3 separate regions of the Homo sapiens genome follow, and regions 2 and 3 are each linked to region 1. The links are chromatin contacts, found by Hi-C or POLR2A ChIA-PET in ENCODE. All regions are on one chromosome and are shown on one strand. The core of a region is the stretch at or near the end of the contact, and the rest is flanking DNA. Distances in the headings are between cores, read along the strand shown.

The links. Hi-C counts contacts between places; a loop is a spot of excess contacts on that map. ChIA-PET counts read pairs that join two places held with the same protein, here RNA polymerase II (POLR2A). Pooled maps may share reads with other maps.
Region 2: a map of ascending aorta shows a loop between it and region 1 (2.5-fold over the local background). The contact joins the enhancer-like site here to the promoter of BCOR in region 1. A Hi-C loop is called at or near these places in 23 of 168 maps with a recorded cell type or tissue (A673, CD14-positive monocyte, CD8-positive, alpha-beta T cell and 17 more), 4 of 37 single-sample maps with no recorded cell type and 25 of 50 pooled maps. POLR2A ChIA-PET finds 5 or more read pairs at or near these places in 33 of 52 experiments (A549, A673, AG04449 and 28 more).
Region 3: a map of CD8-positive, alpha-beta T cell shows a loop between it and region 1 (3-fold over the local background). The contact joins the enhancer-like site here to the promoter of BCOR in region 1. A Hi-C loop is called at or near these places in 2 of 168 maps with a recorded cell type or tissue (CD8-positive, alpha-beta T cell and naive thymus-derived CD4-positive, alpha-beta T cell) and 5 of 50 pooled maps. POLR2A ChIA-PET finds 5 or more read pairs at or near these places in 15 of 52 experiments (AG04449, CD4-positive, alpha-beta T cell, CD4-positive, alpha-beta memory T cell and 12 more).

What each region holds. Positions count from the first base shown.
Region 1 is chrX:40,096,570-40,101,021 of GRCh38, reverse strand. BCOR (BCL6 corepressor) reads left to right here and starts at 3,064. Exons shown (of 15, transcript NM_001123385.2): 1 at 3,064-3,807. RefSeq lists an enhancer at 154-674 and silencers at 1,761-1,870, 2,571-2,740, 2,871-2,990, 3,011-3,240, 3,301-3,350 and 1 more.
Region 2 is chrX:40,130,783-40,135,721 of GRCh38, reverse strand. It overlaps a transcript of BCOR not described here. Among named protein-coding and RNA genes, the nearest start is that of BCOR, 35 kb to the right of the region's middle. Within about 2 kb of position 2,826, at least 12 of the 41 ENCODE cell types and tissues checked have a DNase peak (open chromatin) inside an H3K27ac peak, as active enhancers do; they include HCT116, ascending aorta, endothelial cell of umbilical vein and 4 more, where a contact is called at or near this core.
Region 3 is chrX:40,058,227-40,063,229 of GRCh38, reverse strand. It overlaps BCOR (BCL6 corepressor), which reads left to right. Exons shown (of 15, transcript NM_001123385.2): 9 at 159-484; 10 at 837-1,091. Among named protein-coding and RNA genes, the nearest start is that of BCOR, 37 kb to the left of the region's middle. RefSeq lists an enhancer at 3,881-4,380. Within about 2 kb of position 1,314, at least 2 of the 41 ENCODE cell types and tissues checked have a DNase peak (open chromatin) inside an H3K27ac peak, as active enhancers do; they include CD8-positive, alpha-beta T cell, where a contact is called at or near this core.

The sequences.
Region 1 (4,452 bases), core at 1,815-4,314:
CCCCACCACTCATGCCTCTTAGGACTCCCTTAATAAGATATTTTTGAAATCCCACGGAGTTGAAAAATGTATCCCTAGGAGATGGAGGAGAAACCCTTTAATCCTACCAGCCTACCGTGGAGGCAAGATCCCTAGAAAAGGTGGGGGAGGATGTTGCAAATTACGTCAAAGGCGAATTTACTGGCCTGTTTGTCTCCAGCATCAAATTTCTCCCCCAGTCAGCCCTCCCCTCGGCCCCTTCGCATTTACAGCACCCCCACCACCCCTGTTCATTTTAACTCTAGGACTTTTTTTTTTCTTTTTCTTTTCTTTTTTTTTTTTTGAGACGGAGTTTCGCTCTTGTTGCCCAGGCTGGAGTGCAACGGCGCGATCTCGGCTCACCGCAACCTCCGCCTCCCGGGTTCAAGCGATTCTCCTGGCTCAGCCTCCCGAATTCTAGGACTTTTAAAGTTAGACAAACAGGCCTCTTTGTCAGCAGCCCCGGGAGGCCGTAAGACTCTGAGAGGCTGCAGGCCCCGAGCTCGGTTCCTGGATTTTCTAAAAGTTCTGGACGTTTACATGCGACTTCGAACTCCGAGAAAAGCCTGTGCCTGGGGGCAGAGTTGGGGAGACGAGGGGAGGGGATAGAAGGTGGCTGGGCGCCGGGCCAGGGCCTCTGCGGTTCGGCCTAACCGAGCCGGAAGAGCCTGGCACGGCTCCACACTGGCCCAGGCCAGTTCTCCCGTCCAGCCTGCAGCAGCAGAGCGGCCTCCTCGCCTGGAACCACGTTCAGAGTTTCCCCACAAATACCCAGCTTCAGCCTTCCCGGTTATTTTTGACTTGTTTTGAATAAAAGGAGTCGCTTCAAAAAGAAATGTTGCCACAACACACAACCAGAGGCCTTTTCTCCAGCTGTGTCTGTAACTCGCATGCGTTCAATCTAATAACTTTTAATGTCTGGTCCTAAAATGTCTTTATAAAAAATAGTTTTACAGCATAATAGTCCAGGTGTCTTTCTGCTTGTTACCGGAGATTAAAAAAATGTGTGGGTTGGCTTGCAGAGATATCCACCCCCAGAAAGACCAGGAAGAAAAAAGCGTGCATTCCATTCTGCAGGCGCTGGTCCTGGAAGCGTTCGCGGCCCAGCCTGGCTGGGCACTGCTCGCGGGGGCACTTGCTCGCCTGTCTTTTGCATCAGTTGTTATAAGCAGCTCTGGAGCATGAAGATTTAATTCTGCCGAAGTTTCGGGTTTCAAACGGTAGAGATGTTTCACTTCTGCTTTGAGAAGGGCTGTTTTTATAACTATGTGCTGAGAACTAAAACAGAATGAATAAAATCGCACCTAATACCAGTCCCACAGTCAGTAGTGAGTCTAATTTTTAAAAGGGAAAATATCTGCTAGCTAGAGCTGATTTTGGCCTTGACCTTGACTTAGTAATCAACTTGAGATGCTTTTGATTATTTTTGGCATGGGGACACTCCAGGATATTTTAAAAACTTTCCGTGTGGATTTACAAGCCACCTCCATTTCAGATTTATGTTTCATGGAGCCTGCACCATCTTGTCCTTAGGCAGAAAGAGACACCCCACCCCCTTCCCAGTATAAAAAGACCCTAGTGGGCAGCCGAATGGGGTCACCATTGGCCGCGAAGTCCGGGCCCGCAGTCTGGGCGCGGTTAGTCCGGAATACCCCCTCCCCCACTCCTACCCCTTCCCGCCAGCTTCACCAACTAGGGCTTCTCGGCTCGCCCTTGAGGCTTTGCGCTCCGGGGAGGCCGGAACCTCGCTTCTCCGCTTCCCCCTCCCTCCCGCCTGCCCCCGCCCTCCCCCCGCGCCCAGAGCCGCGCCGGGTGCGCTGGAGAAGCTCAATACGTGTCAATTGAATTGAACTGCTGCGGGCGCAGGCTGTACGCCGCCGCCAAGCACCGATCAGCACGACGTTACCGAGTGGAAATTTATGGGGCGAACGGTGTAAGCCAAAAGTTGCTCCCTGTCAAGGAAAATAAAACGCGGGAGATAATCTCCCAACGCCGGGGCGAGGGGCCTGGGCAGCCCCTCCAACCATCAGAGGTACAGACCGTGAAAATGCTCGAGAACCGGGAGAAATACAGGCGGATCTCCGCTCGCCGACCGCCCCCCACACGCCTCCCGGTGCCTCCACGGGCTGCTCCCCCCTTCCCCCACCTCCAAACAATTCCCACACAATTGAAACGTCCGGGGAACTCGGGCGCGGAGTTCAGGCGGAACGGCCACCGTTGCCTGGGGTGGTGTTTTCAGGTAGCTTTTAACACCGAAATGGGAAAGGGCTCCTCTGGGAGGAAGGGGCAAACTGGGGTGGGGGTGAGCACGGGAGCACACAGGCCACGCTCCGCTGGGTCTCGGAGGGGACGAGGCCGGGAGAGCGCAGCGCTGGTGGCAAGAGGCGGCGGCAGCGGCTGCTGCCGCTGGGGTTTGACAGCTTTGGCTGAGCGGAGTGCGAGGCGCTTTATGGTAATTGCGGTCCTCCACTGGCCTTCTGGGTAGCGAGGGGAGTCTCGGCGCGCGGCTGGGAGAGCCGCCCCCGCCGCCCCCATCCCTTCGGCTCTGGCTCTGCCGGCAGCCCTCGCCGCCGCCGCCGCCCAAGTCGGTCTCCGGCTCGCCCAGGACGTGCGCCCGGGTCGGGCGTGCGCAGCCAACTCGGCCCGAGCTGGGGAGGGGAGGCCGGGGGACGAGGAGGGGGGGCGCCACCCAAGTGGTCCGGGGTTCGGATCCAGAGAGGCCAAAACGTGCCGGGCCGTGCATCGATGACGGCCGGGGAAACTCGGGCAAACCTTTCCTGGGGAATCACCCCTCCCGAAACCCCGCCGCGGAGGCGCCGCAGCGGAGGGTGAGCGGAGACTGGCGGAGCTCAAACTTGCGAGAGCTGGAGGCGGCGGCGGGCGGGCGGCTGTCGCCCGAGCGCTGCGCCTGCGGGGGGAGGGGAGGCGGCTGTTGGGAGGGAGGGAGGTAGGGCGGGCGGGAGGGAGGACGGGCGGAGGGAGGGGGAGGAGGAAGAGGAGGGAACCAGGGAGGGGGGACGCGTTGGGATCGCGGCGTGCGGCGGCAGACGGAGCCTGGGCTCCCAGCGGCAAGGTGAGGCAGAGCTGCGCTCCTCGCTGAACGCGGGCCGAGCTCGGCGGCTGCGGGGGAGACGCGCAGGAGCCCAGACCGCGACCGAGAGCGGGAGCTAGGCGGGCGGCGGCGGCGGAGGGGGAGCCCGCGAGCCGCCGGGCGGAGAGCCCAAGCCGCGCTGTCGCCGCGCAGGGACGACTTGGCCAACACTCACACACACTCACACACACCCAGCCCGAGCGGGCGCTCGCGGCGAACCGTCAACATGGCGCTGGGGCTCCTGCCCGAGCGCGGGCGGCGGCGGCAGCGCGGGAGCTGCTGAGCTCGGCCAAGCCCAGTCCAGCTGCGGGAGCCCGGAGGATCGCACGGGGCTGTCGCCACCTGCCCGGAGGCCCCGAGCCCGCCCCGCCCCGCCCCCACCCGGCCCAGAGCCCACCCCTCGGCGGGGCCGACCCCGAGGGCAGCCGGCTGCCAGCAGACGGCGAGGGAGTCGAGTGAGCGCGGCGCCGCGAGCGGGCTGCGGGCAGCCGGGGACCGCAAACTTTGCTGCTCGCCGCGCTTCTCCGGCCCGGCTCCTTCTCCGCTCGTTAACGTCGCCAACCCCCCCCACCCCTCATATCTCTCTCCACCCACCCAACCGCCCCCCGCTCCTTCTCGCCGCCTCGAGTCCGCTTGGGGGAAAACTTCAAAGAGCCGGATCGCAGGCTCCCTGCCTACTCCCCCACCGGGGATTTCAGGTCAGTGCCCGGAACACCTTTCCCCCGGGAGACCGCGGACGGGTGGGCGGGCGGGCGCGCTGAGGGCTGCAGTCGGCCCCCTCTCCCGGGGCCCCCTCCCGCAGCGTACCCCGCGAAGCTTTTGCCTCGCGCTTCCCTTTGGCTGCTTGGCTCGCTTTCGTTTTTATTTCATAGCTATGTTATTTAAAATGCAGCCAACCTAAGCGGCCCCGCGTGGGCACCAGGGAGGGAGGGGGCGCGGCTGGGGGCCTGGCGCCTCCCGGTGGGCCAGGAGGAGAGCAGGGAGTTCGCAGAGTGGAAGTTTGCAGCCTGTGTGTGTCTGTGCGCGGGAGCGCGGTCGCCGCTGAGCGCCGCGAGTCGGGCGGAGGGGGGGGAGGTGGGCTGGAAGCTGGGAAGCTGGGTTCGGCGTTAGCTCGCGAGCAGGAAGGGGAGGGCAGCGGGTTGCCGTCTGCTTTCTTTTTCGACTCGGGAAAGAACTGTAAAAACCCCCAGCCGCCGCCACCGCCGCCTCGTCTCGCCTCTCCGGGGGCCGGTCGTTCCTCCAAGTGGAACGTCGGCGTGTGCGTGCGCGAGGGTGTGTGGCGAGTGCCTCGGGCCGAGCCGAGCTCGACCTGCCGCCGCTGCCGCGCAACTCGGGAGGGGAGT
Region 2 (4,939 bases), core at 1,577-4,076, 35 kb before region 1:
TCCCAATGCTGAGAGACAAAAAGGCCATGAAGGGCCGGGCGCGGTGGCTCACACCTGTAATCCCAGTACTTTCGGAGGCCGAGGCAGGCAGATTACCTGAGGTCAGGAGTTCGAGACTGGCCTGGCCAACATGGTGAAACCCTGTCTCTACTAAAAATACAAAAGTTAGCCAGGTATGGTGGTACACGCCTGTAATCCCAGGTACTCGGGAGGCTGAGGTACGAGAATCACTTGAATCCGGGAGTGGAGGTTGCAGTGAGCCGAGTATTGTGTCACTACACTTCAGCCTGGGCGAAAGAATGAGACTCTTTTCTCAAAAAAAAAAAAAGAAAAGAAGGAAAAGAAAAAAGCCATGATGGAATGGAGACCTTTCTTCCTACAGGGGTTTCCCTTGCAGGAAAGGTACAGGTGGGAAAGCTCAGAGGAGACCCCAGACCGAGCAAGTTTCCTTGCTTACCTCTAAGCATGTCTTGGAGATGTGGCATAGGATCCAGGAGGTGTGACTAAAAGCTAGACTTTTAGCCAGTCTCGCAGGCTGTGCAGGACACACCTTCATCTGTTGTATGAAGGTATATGAGCTGGCCAAAGATTCGCGTTCTTCCTTGCAGCTCCTTTTCCCCCCAGTTCTGCCCACCTTTCTCTTGCTGTCCTTGAATAATGTGGGGGGGATTCCTAAGTGTCTCTGCAGAAAGTGATGATTTCTAATTTTGGGCCTCCTTTCAATGAATTCCTCCAGGGCTCTGCAGTCAGCCAAGTACTGGAACCTAGCCCTTCCCTTTAGGAAGGAAAGCTCTTGGTTCAATTGATTCCGATGGTTAATGGAATCTCATCACCGTTGCCCAGAGTGGTTCTAATCAAAGGAATCCACTGTCTAAAAATTCAAGGTAGCAGCATCAAGGTTTACATCTTGTAAGCAAAGAGACTGGGGCACTGGGGCAGATATGTTTTATGGTGGAGCCCCATGGGGATTCAGTCTCTTATTTGGGAGAATTCTGGCTCCTGGCTCCAAAGGTGTGTGAGTTGATCCATCTTCTGTAACTAATCCTAGCCTGGACTTGGAAGGGGGACTGCCTTTTTTATTTTTTGGTGTTTGGTTTTTGAGACAGGGTCTCATTCTGTCACCCAGGCTGGAATGCAGTGGTGTGATCATGGCTCACTGCAGCCTCAACCTCCTGGGCTCAAGTGATCCTCCCACCTCAGCCTCCCAAGAAGCTGGGACCACAGGTGTGCGCCACTACACCCAGCCAATTTTTTATTTTTAGTAGAGACAAGGTCTCATTATGTTGCTCAGGCTGGTCTTGAACTCCTGGGCTCAAGCCATCCTCCCGCCTCAGCCTCCCAAAGTACTGGGATTACAAGTGTGAGCCACCACGCCTGACCATGTCCTTGATCTGTAAATGACAGTAGCTTTTGGAAACTGAGAAAATAAAAATCTGGATCAGACTTCAAGTCCCCTGACCCCTCTCTGATCTGGTCCTCGTCTTCCCCTCTCCTCTGGTTCCACAGCTGCCACAGAGCACACCCCTGGGGCAGCCCAGTGAGTCCCTCTACCCATTCATGCCCTCCTGCTTGTTCTGCCCTGGGAGGGAGCCTCAGCCCCTGAGCCCCCTGCCTGGAGTGATCCCCCTGCTCACCCTGACTCCCAGCTCCAGGCCCCACCTCCTCTGCGGAGCCCCTCCCAAATTTCTAGGGGGTTACATTTCAGTCTAATTCTCCCAGATGCCTTTGTGCTTATTGTCACAGCCACAAAACTTATCATTTGGTTGCTCTGAAATGACTTTACGCCTTATCTCCTCGCTTCAGTTGTAAGTTCTTAGAGCACAGGGACCACAGAGCCTAGCAAGGTGTTAATACACATGAGTGTACTTACTGGTTGGATAGCCTCCCATCAATTTCTGTCTCTTAGTGGTGTGGGAGTAGAAAAGACTCCCCAGATGTTAGGGCCAAGAAGGTTGAAATTGAGGCCGGGCGCGGTGGCTCACGCCTGTAATCCCAGCACTTTGGGAGGCCGAGGCGGGCAGAGCACGAGGTCAGGAGATTGAGACCATCCTGGCTAGTACAGTGAAACCCCGTCTCTACTAAAAATACAAAAAAATTAGCCGGGCGTGGTGGCCGTCGCCTGTAGTCCCAGCTATGCGGCAGGCTGAGGCAAGAGAATGGCATGAACCCGGGAGGCGGAGCTTGCAGTGAGCCGAGGTAGCGCCACTGCACTCCAGCCTGGGCGACAGAGCGAGACTCCGTCTCCAAAAAGAAAAAAAAAAAAAAAAAGTTGAAATTGAAGTAGATGGCCGGGGGCGGTGGCTCACGCCTGTAATCCCAGCACTTCGGGAGGCCGAGGAGGGTGGATCACGAGGTCAGGAGTTCGAGACCAGCCTGACCAACATGGTGAAACCCTGTCTCTACTAAAAATACAAAAATGAGCCAGGTGTGGTGGCATGTGCCTGTAATCCCAGCCACTCAGGAGGCTGAGGCAGCAGAATCACTTGAACCCAGGTGGCGGAGGTTGCAGTGAGCTGAGATCATGCCACTGCACTCCAGTCTGGGCGACAGAGCGAGACTCCATCTCAAAAAAAAAAAAAAAAGAAAAAAAGAAAAAAAAGAAATTGAAGCAGATGAGCTCAGATCATGAGGGATTTTCTGAAACTGCTATATTTTGAAGAAAACCTTGCTGGTCCCCTCCAGTTTTCTGTAATAACCTGGCTGAGCAGTGGGTTTCACTGTCCGGTTCACGCACTAACTGCTTCAGGGTCACCTGGGGTGCCAGTTCAGAATTCAGAGTCCTGGCCCCACGCCTGAAAATACTGACTCACTAGGCCTGGGGTGGGGCCTGGAAATCTCTATCTTTAACACGCCACTGCTGACTCTGACGCACAGCCAGGTTTGGAAACTAGTCGAGTCTGAAAAGAATGTTCTCTTCTTGGAAGTGAGAAAATGTTAGGGGGGCACCGTGAGAAGGGGCTATGATTTGGATTCTGAGAGACCAGGTTTGAGTCTCAGTTCTGCCACTTACCAGGTGTGTGACCATGGGCAAGTTATTCAGCCCCTCTGCACCTCAGTTTCAAGTGGGAACACCACGGATCTGTTTTGTGACTAGTGCCATGCAACAAATTACCCCAGAACTTTGCCACTTAAAACAACTCTTTGGCCGGGTTTGGTGGCTCATGCCTGTAATCCCAGCACTTTGGGAGGCCGAAGCGGGTAGGTCAATTGAGCCTAGGAGTTGGAGACCAGCCTGGGCAACATGGGGAGACCCTGTCTCTACAAAAATACAAAAATTAGGGTGAGAGGATTCCTTGAGCTCTGGAGGTCGAGGCTGTGGTGAGCTGAGATCCCACCACTGCACTTCAGCCTGGGTGACAGAGTGATACTGTCTCAAAAACAAACAAAAAAAACCCCAACTCTTTGATTTTGTTCACAATTCTGTGGGTTAGGAATTCTGGAACGGACTCAGCTGGGTACTTCTCACTTGGGATATCTCATTCGGTTGCAGTCACACATCAACAGGGGCTGCAGCCATCGGAAGGATATCCGAGATGGCACACTCCTGTAGCAATCAGTTGATGCTGGCTATTGGCTGGGAGCTCTGCTGGGCTGTTGACTGTGGCACCTATGTTGTGAGTCTCTGCCATGGCAGTAGACTTCTTACTGACTTCTCTCAGAGCAAGTGCCCCAAAAAGAGCCAGGAGCAAGCTGCATGGCTTCTTCTGCCTTTGTCTTACAAGTCTCAGAGTGTCACTTCTGTTGTGTTGAAAGCAGTCACAAGCCCACCCAGACTTCTAGAAGTAGAGACAGAGACCACACCTCTTGGTGGGAAGAGTGTCGAATAACTAGCGGGCGTGTTTAAAACCACCACGGTATCTCATGGGGTTGTTATGAGGATTCAGTGAGATGATCTTGCTGAAGTGCTGGACAAGCATGAGTTCCCCTCCTCCTTCTAATTTGAGGCCTGGAGGCTAACAGGGTAAAGCCAGTGCCAGGTGCCAGGTCTCCAGTCGCTTGCAGTTGTTCATGTCTACTGGGCCATAGGGACCGTTTTTCTCAGTCTTGTCTCCTCTTCTCTTCTCTTCTCTTTTACTGACAGAGTTTCGCTCTTGTTGCCGAGGCTAGAGTGCAATGGCGCGATCTTGGCTCACTGCAACCTCTGCCTCCTGGGTTCAAGCGATTCTCCTGCCTCAGCCTCCTGAGTAGCTTCAATTACAGGCATGTGCCACCACGCCTGGCTAATTTTGTATTTTTAGTAGAGATGGGATTTCTCCATGCTGGTCTCGAACCCCCGACCTCAGGTGATCTGCCTGCCTCGGCCTTACAAAGTGCTGGGATTGCAGGCGTGAGCCACTGCGCCTGGCCTGTTTTTCTCAGTTTCTAGTCATTTCTAGTCCTTTTGGATAGTAAATGCAGGGTGCAGTGAGCACCTTCTCATTCTGACCAGCTCAGCTCTCTCAGGAGGTTGGGACTGCAAGATCTGTGGTTCACTGTCACCCCCATATCAGCCTTACCCATGTGCCTGATCTCAAGTGCAAGCTCACTGGGCTCCGAATGGGAACACCTGGCTGAGTACTGAGTGTTTTCAGGTCAGACAACCTGGTTTGGGGCCCAGGAGGGTCATCTGTTGCAATGGTGGCCTGAGGGGCAGCTGGAGAGAAAGAGAGCAGCTTTGGTTGGCGTGGGTCTTCTGTCTCACGGTCATGAGTGGGCCCCTTCTCTGACCTTGCTTTCTTCACCTCAGGTCTGGAGACAGTGGAGGAGCTGAGGAAAGGTCACATGGAGACCACTGGGGCCAGCAAGCCAGCTCCCCAGGGAAGGTGGGGGGTGGCTTGCATGACAGATGCCTCAGGATGAGGGGCATTAAGAGGGTGGCTGGGTTCCAGGGGCTGCCAGAGTGGGTAGGATTTGCCAAATAGGGTACCCTTGGAAGGCAGGACACAAGAGGGAGGAGCCA
Region 3 (5,003 bases), core at 65-2,564, 36 kb after region 1:
TTTGAAAACATAATTGGTGTATCTTTAAAAACTGAAGCCGCTCCAGTGATCAGTGTTAACAATGGGCTTTTCTTCCTGCACTGGCTACAACTGTGTAACGCCCGCTTCTTCTCCCGTCTCCCATCCGCCCGCCACCCCGTCACCCCCTCCGTATTTAGGCTTGCCTGTGTTCTCCGGCTCTCCGCCCATGAAGAGTCTTTCATCCACCAGTGCAGGCGGCAAAAAGCAGGCTCAGCCAAGCTGCGCACCAGCCTCCAGGCCGCCTGCCAAACAGCAGAAAATTAAAGAAAACCAGAAGACAGATGTGCTGTGTGCAGACGAAGAAGAGGATTGCCAGGCTGCCTCCCTGCTGCAGAAATACACCGACAACAGCGAGAAGCCATCCGGGAAGAGACTGTGCAAAACCAAACACTTGATCCCTCAGGAGTCCAGGCGGGGATTGCCACTGACAGGGGAATACTACGTGGAGAATGCCGATGGCAAGGTACCTCTTGACCCCGGCTTCCCTCTGGGGCCTGTGCGAACACATCCCCGCCTGCCTGCTTCCCAGCTTGAGGGGACAAAGCTTTCCTTTTCCTGGACTCCTCCCCCACACCACACGTCACTCCCCTGTCCTAGAGGAGCATGTCTTCTGGGTGGCAGCGAAGTTTCAAACTAGTAAGAATGAAATCCCTTCCCCCAAACCCTCCTTTGACAGGCACCCCCCACCCCCAAAAAAAGATAAGGAATAAAGTGCCTCTCTCCACGCAGGTTTGTCACGTGGGGAGGAGGAGGGGAAGCAGCGGCTGTTAGAAGGACACGGGCTTAACCGTGTGCGCTGCTTGGTTTTATGATAGGTGACTGTCCGGAGATTCAGAAAGCGGCCGGAGCCCAGTTCGGACTATGATCTGTCACCAGCCAAGCAGGAGCCAAAGCCCTTCGACCGCTTGCAGCAACTGCTACCAGCCTCCCAGTCCACACAGCTGCCATGCTCAAGTTCCCCTCAGGAGACCACCCAGTCTCGCCCTATGCCGCCGGAAGCACGGAGACTTATTGTCAATAAGAACGCTGGCGAGACCCTTCTGCAGCGGGCAGCCAGGCTTGGCTATGAGGTGTGTCCCTGTGGGCGCTCCCTGGGGCTGCAGGCTGGGGGGCGGGGCCTGCGGACTGTGGTGGGCGAGGGGAGGGACATGGAGAGCAGAGCTCAGCCCCCTCCACATCGGGGCTGGGCCGGTGCTCCAACAGGATGTTTGTGTTAGCCCCACTCTCACTGCTGTCTCTTTGGTGGCTTGTTCAATCGCGGTGTGGAAAGAAAGGCCTCTCTGATGTTCAGTTCGTGTTCAGGCAGGTAGGCTGCTACGGCATCCTCCAGTCTCGCTAACTTATCTCTGATATAAAATCTGACACAACCCAGGGCTTGGCGACTAGGGGAATTTTAATGAGCCCTTTTGGATTCTGATTAGCAAGGGGGAGAGAAGTTATTAGCTCTATCTGGGGCTGCTTGTACTGTTTCGGGTGGAAGGGTGGCCGTGTAGGGGGAGTAGGCAGGAAGTAGCTGTGTAGGTCACAGAGGGAGGGGGGTGGGGCAGACCTAAGGTCTCTTTCTGAGTGGGGGGGTACAGTAGCCTTAGGGCTGAGGGCTCTGGAGGGAGGGACTGAGACTTTTCCCTCAACTCACTGCTTCTCCCCAGCCCCCCTGCTCATCCTCCTCCTAGCATGGGCCATGACAATGATAGCTTACGTTGACGGAGCCCCTAAGATCCAAAGTAACTCATTTCACCCTTTCATCATCTTTGTGCAGTAGTAACTAATATTATTCCCGCTTTCAGATGAGGAAACTGAGTCCCAGAGGCGTTACATGATTTGAACAGATAATAATCCAGCAGCCTGGCTCCAAAGCCCAGTCTCCCCCCATCCCCCCAAACTCGGCTCCTCTCCAGGACTGGCTCCCATTGGAATCACGCTTTTCACAGTTCAAAACCTACGTCTGCCCCTGTGCGTCTCCCCACCACACACTTGTCAGTTGAGATAGTGATGTAATAGCCCACAGTGCAAAGACATTTTTTTTTATGCTGGCATCAGCTCTCTAGGAGTCGTGGTGAAAATAAAATGCGGTTCAGCAGGCTGAGTGTGAAGTGTGGAGAAGCACCCGGGCGACAGGATCCATGCCAGGCCATGCTCAGCTGTGGGCTCCCGGAATTCAGCCAGAGCCCAGGCTCATGCACCTTAACCATGCTGCAGTCAGCAGTCTGCTGTGCCTTGAGCCTTTCCTGATGGGGTGACCCAGCTGCCAGTCTCCCTTTGACCCAGAGCCCACCCTGGGGCATGATTGTGTGGGTGGGAACTGGGATGCTGGCTCACACCTGTGGGATGGTCCTTTGAAGCACTAGCTAGGTATTTTTGGTTGTATGTGACTTTGTCTATTCATACCAGCTTGTTTCTTATCGATATCTCTGGATTATCTTTGAGGGAACTCTCTAGAAGGATTTGAAAATTAGCTCAGTTACTTGCAGATTAAACCCAAGTGGCAGCCAGTTGGTTTCCCATAAGCTGAGAGCAGCGGCGCCTATGAGGACAGGGTAGATGCAGCGTGCCAGGCAGGGCCACTCATTCCTACGCATGATTGGGAAAATGGACTTGTGCTTCCAGCAAACACCAGAGGTAAGGGAGGGCTCCAGGGCAGCAAACTTGCCGGCCATAGCGGGGTAGGGCTCCTGGCCTGGTCTTTGATCCTGGCTTCATTTCTGCCAGTCTCACCTTTCTGAGCCCAGAGCTTCAAGAGACCCTTGTGGGTGCTCTAAGGAACAGTTTCCATTCTGGTGGTTTTCCTATAGCAGGCCTGGACTAAGGAACACTGATCCATGCTTTCTTAGGCTACCAGGCCTTTGGTGCAAGAAGCCTTGAGAATGTTTATGGAAGGACAACTTTTCCCCTTCAAATGTAAATGTCATTATAGAACTTTCCCAGGTCATCAGTTTTGATGCTGAATGTTTTAATTACTAGATGAAAGCTTTCAACTTTGAATCCAACTTTCTGGGATTTCTTTAGTCAGAAATTAAAATGTTAGGATGATAGTCCATTCAGATGTGGCAGTGTAAACCCTTTAAAATAAAAGAACAGTTTGCTTAACAGGATAAGGTACGGTATGAATGCACAGCTTTGGGAGAGGTTTCCCAAAACCCCTCTTTATCATTGTCTTCTGCTTAGCTAAAAAGATACCACATGCAATAAAAAGGCTGCTCAAGCTTTGTTTTCTGTTAATCTGGTTCTTGAGGTTTAGAAACACCCTCTGTCTTCAGATCTGTAATAGACCACCTGAAAGGCCAGTTACAGTTGAACCTGTCTGTTCTTAGGCTAAGATGCCAATGTGGAACCGCATGTGTGTGCATTTAGTAGTGATGGTTAAGTTTTCTATGAATCGAATAAATCATGTTTTTAAAAAAGTTAATGAGGCATTTAATTAATTAACAATGTCGGGTTTATGGCCTTTATGGTTACATTTTGCGGTTAATGTCATTCAGCTTATAGCTGCTTAACAGAGAATTGTCCAACAAAAACAGTTTGATTTTGTTTGGGAATGGGCGGGCTGCCCTTCAAACACTCCCATTTCCAGCGTGGAGAATAAACCAAGTAATGTAATGGGTAGACAGACTTGTCTGGCTTCTTCATTCTCTCTGTTGGTGACAGCGGTTGCCACCCATTTAAGATCCCATCACCCTCCCATCTAGGAGAGTGTCATTAGCCTGCTTGACCCCAACAGAAAAGGTGCAAGGGATGCCGGTCATGGCTGGATTGCAGCCCTCTAGCCAGGGCCCTTGATTGGGCCTTTGGAAACTTCCCAGCAGACCCGTTGCCAAAAGACCTGAGTTATGGGTCTGATACTTTGTGTTAATTGAATATGGGGCTTAACCTCTCTGGGCCTCAACTTCCTTGAGTGTTGAATGAGACTCATACCACTTTTCCTTCCTGAGATCTCACAGGTCACTGTGGGATATGACATACACATTTGGGAACATCAGAAGTGTTACGGTGGCCAATGGCAAAACGTCTGACCTGGTTGTTGGGTTACTGTTGTCTTGCCTGCCATCCTCCAGGATAACAGAGTTGACTTACCCTTCAGCCTCGACATCTTTCATTTCTATGTTCCCTCAGATCAGCCCTAGTAGTGATGAAGGTTTCCAGGTGAAGGCCATAATTGTCAGAGCAAATAAACCCTGGGTTGATAGGACACCAGGCCGGCTGCCGGGATCCGGGTAGATTGATCTGTGCACAGCAGTCGGTGGCGCTTAGAGCTGATCCCTGAGTCACGTGACAGGGCCTCTCCCTGGCTGGGTACACAGCTCATTAGCTTGCAGCCGTCCACTCGAGTCTGGCTAGTGAGGGCCTGCTAAAAGAGCAGCAGCTTCATGCGGTATCCTGGATACCAGTGCTCGGGGCAGGTGGCCTGGGAGCTCAGAGGATTGTGGGCTTTCTGGCAGGTGAGGGCCTGAAGGAAGAGACGCATCTGTGGGCATGCCTTCTCTCTTCCTCCCCTTGATTTGGAAGGGAGCTGCCGCAGTGTCCTGAAGCAACAGGGTTACCGGCCAGGGTTACCAGCGTGCAGCCTTAGGTTCACAGGGGGAGCATCTAGAACATTCTAGTTAGTGTTCAAGTGAGTGATCACCTTTGACTGATGTGTCTTAGAAAGGGCATAAAAGAATTTTCAGAACTCACCTCACGTTTATGGGTGGCTCAAATGCTGCCTATTTTAGGTTATAGATGAGTTATTTAAGAGTTGTCACAAAGGAGAGCCTGCTGTGACCCATCAAGCTCCCCCCTTGCCAAGTGGAACATGTGTTGGGCTACCCCACATGTTCTGGCTTTCCCCCCAGTCTTCAGAACCTGACAGCTCTCTGCTGGCCATGACTGCTAGGAAAACAGTGTAACCTGTTGTCTGGTGGCAGATACTGTTCCATGTGTTTGAAAACTTTCTTAATCAAGGTAATAAAACATGGACTAAATTACTGCTCTGCTTACTGGGAGCG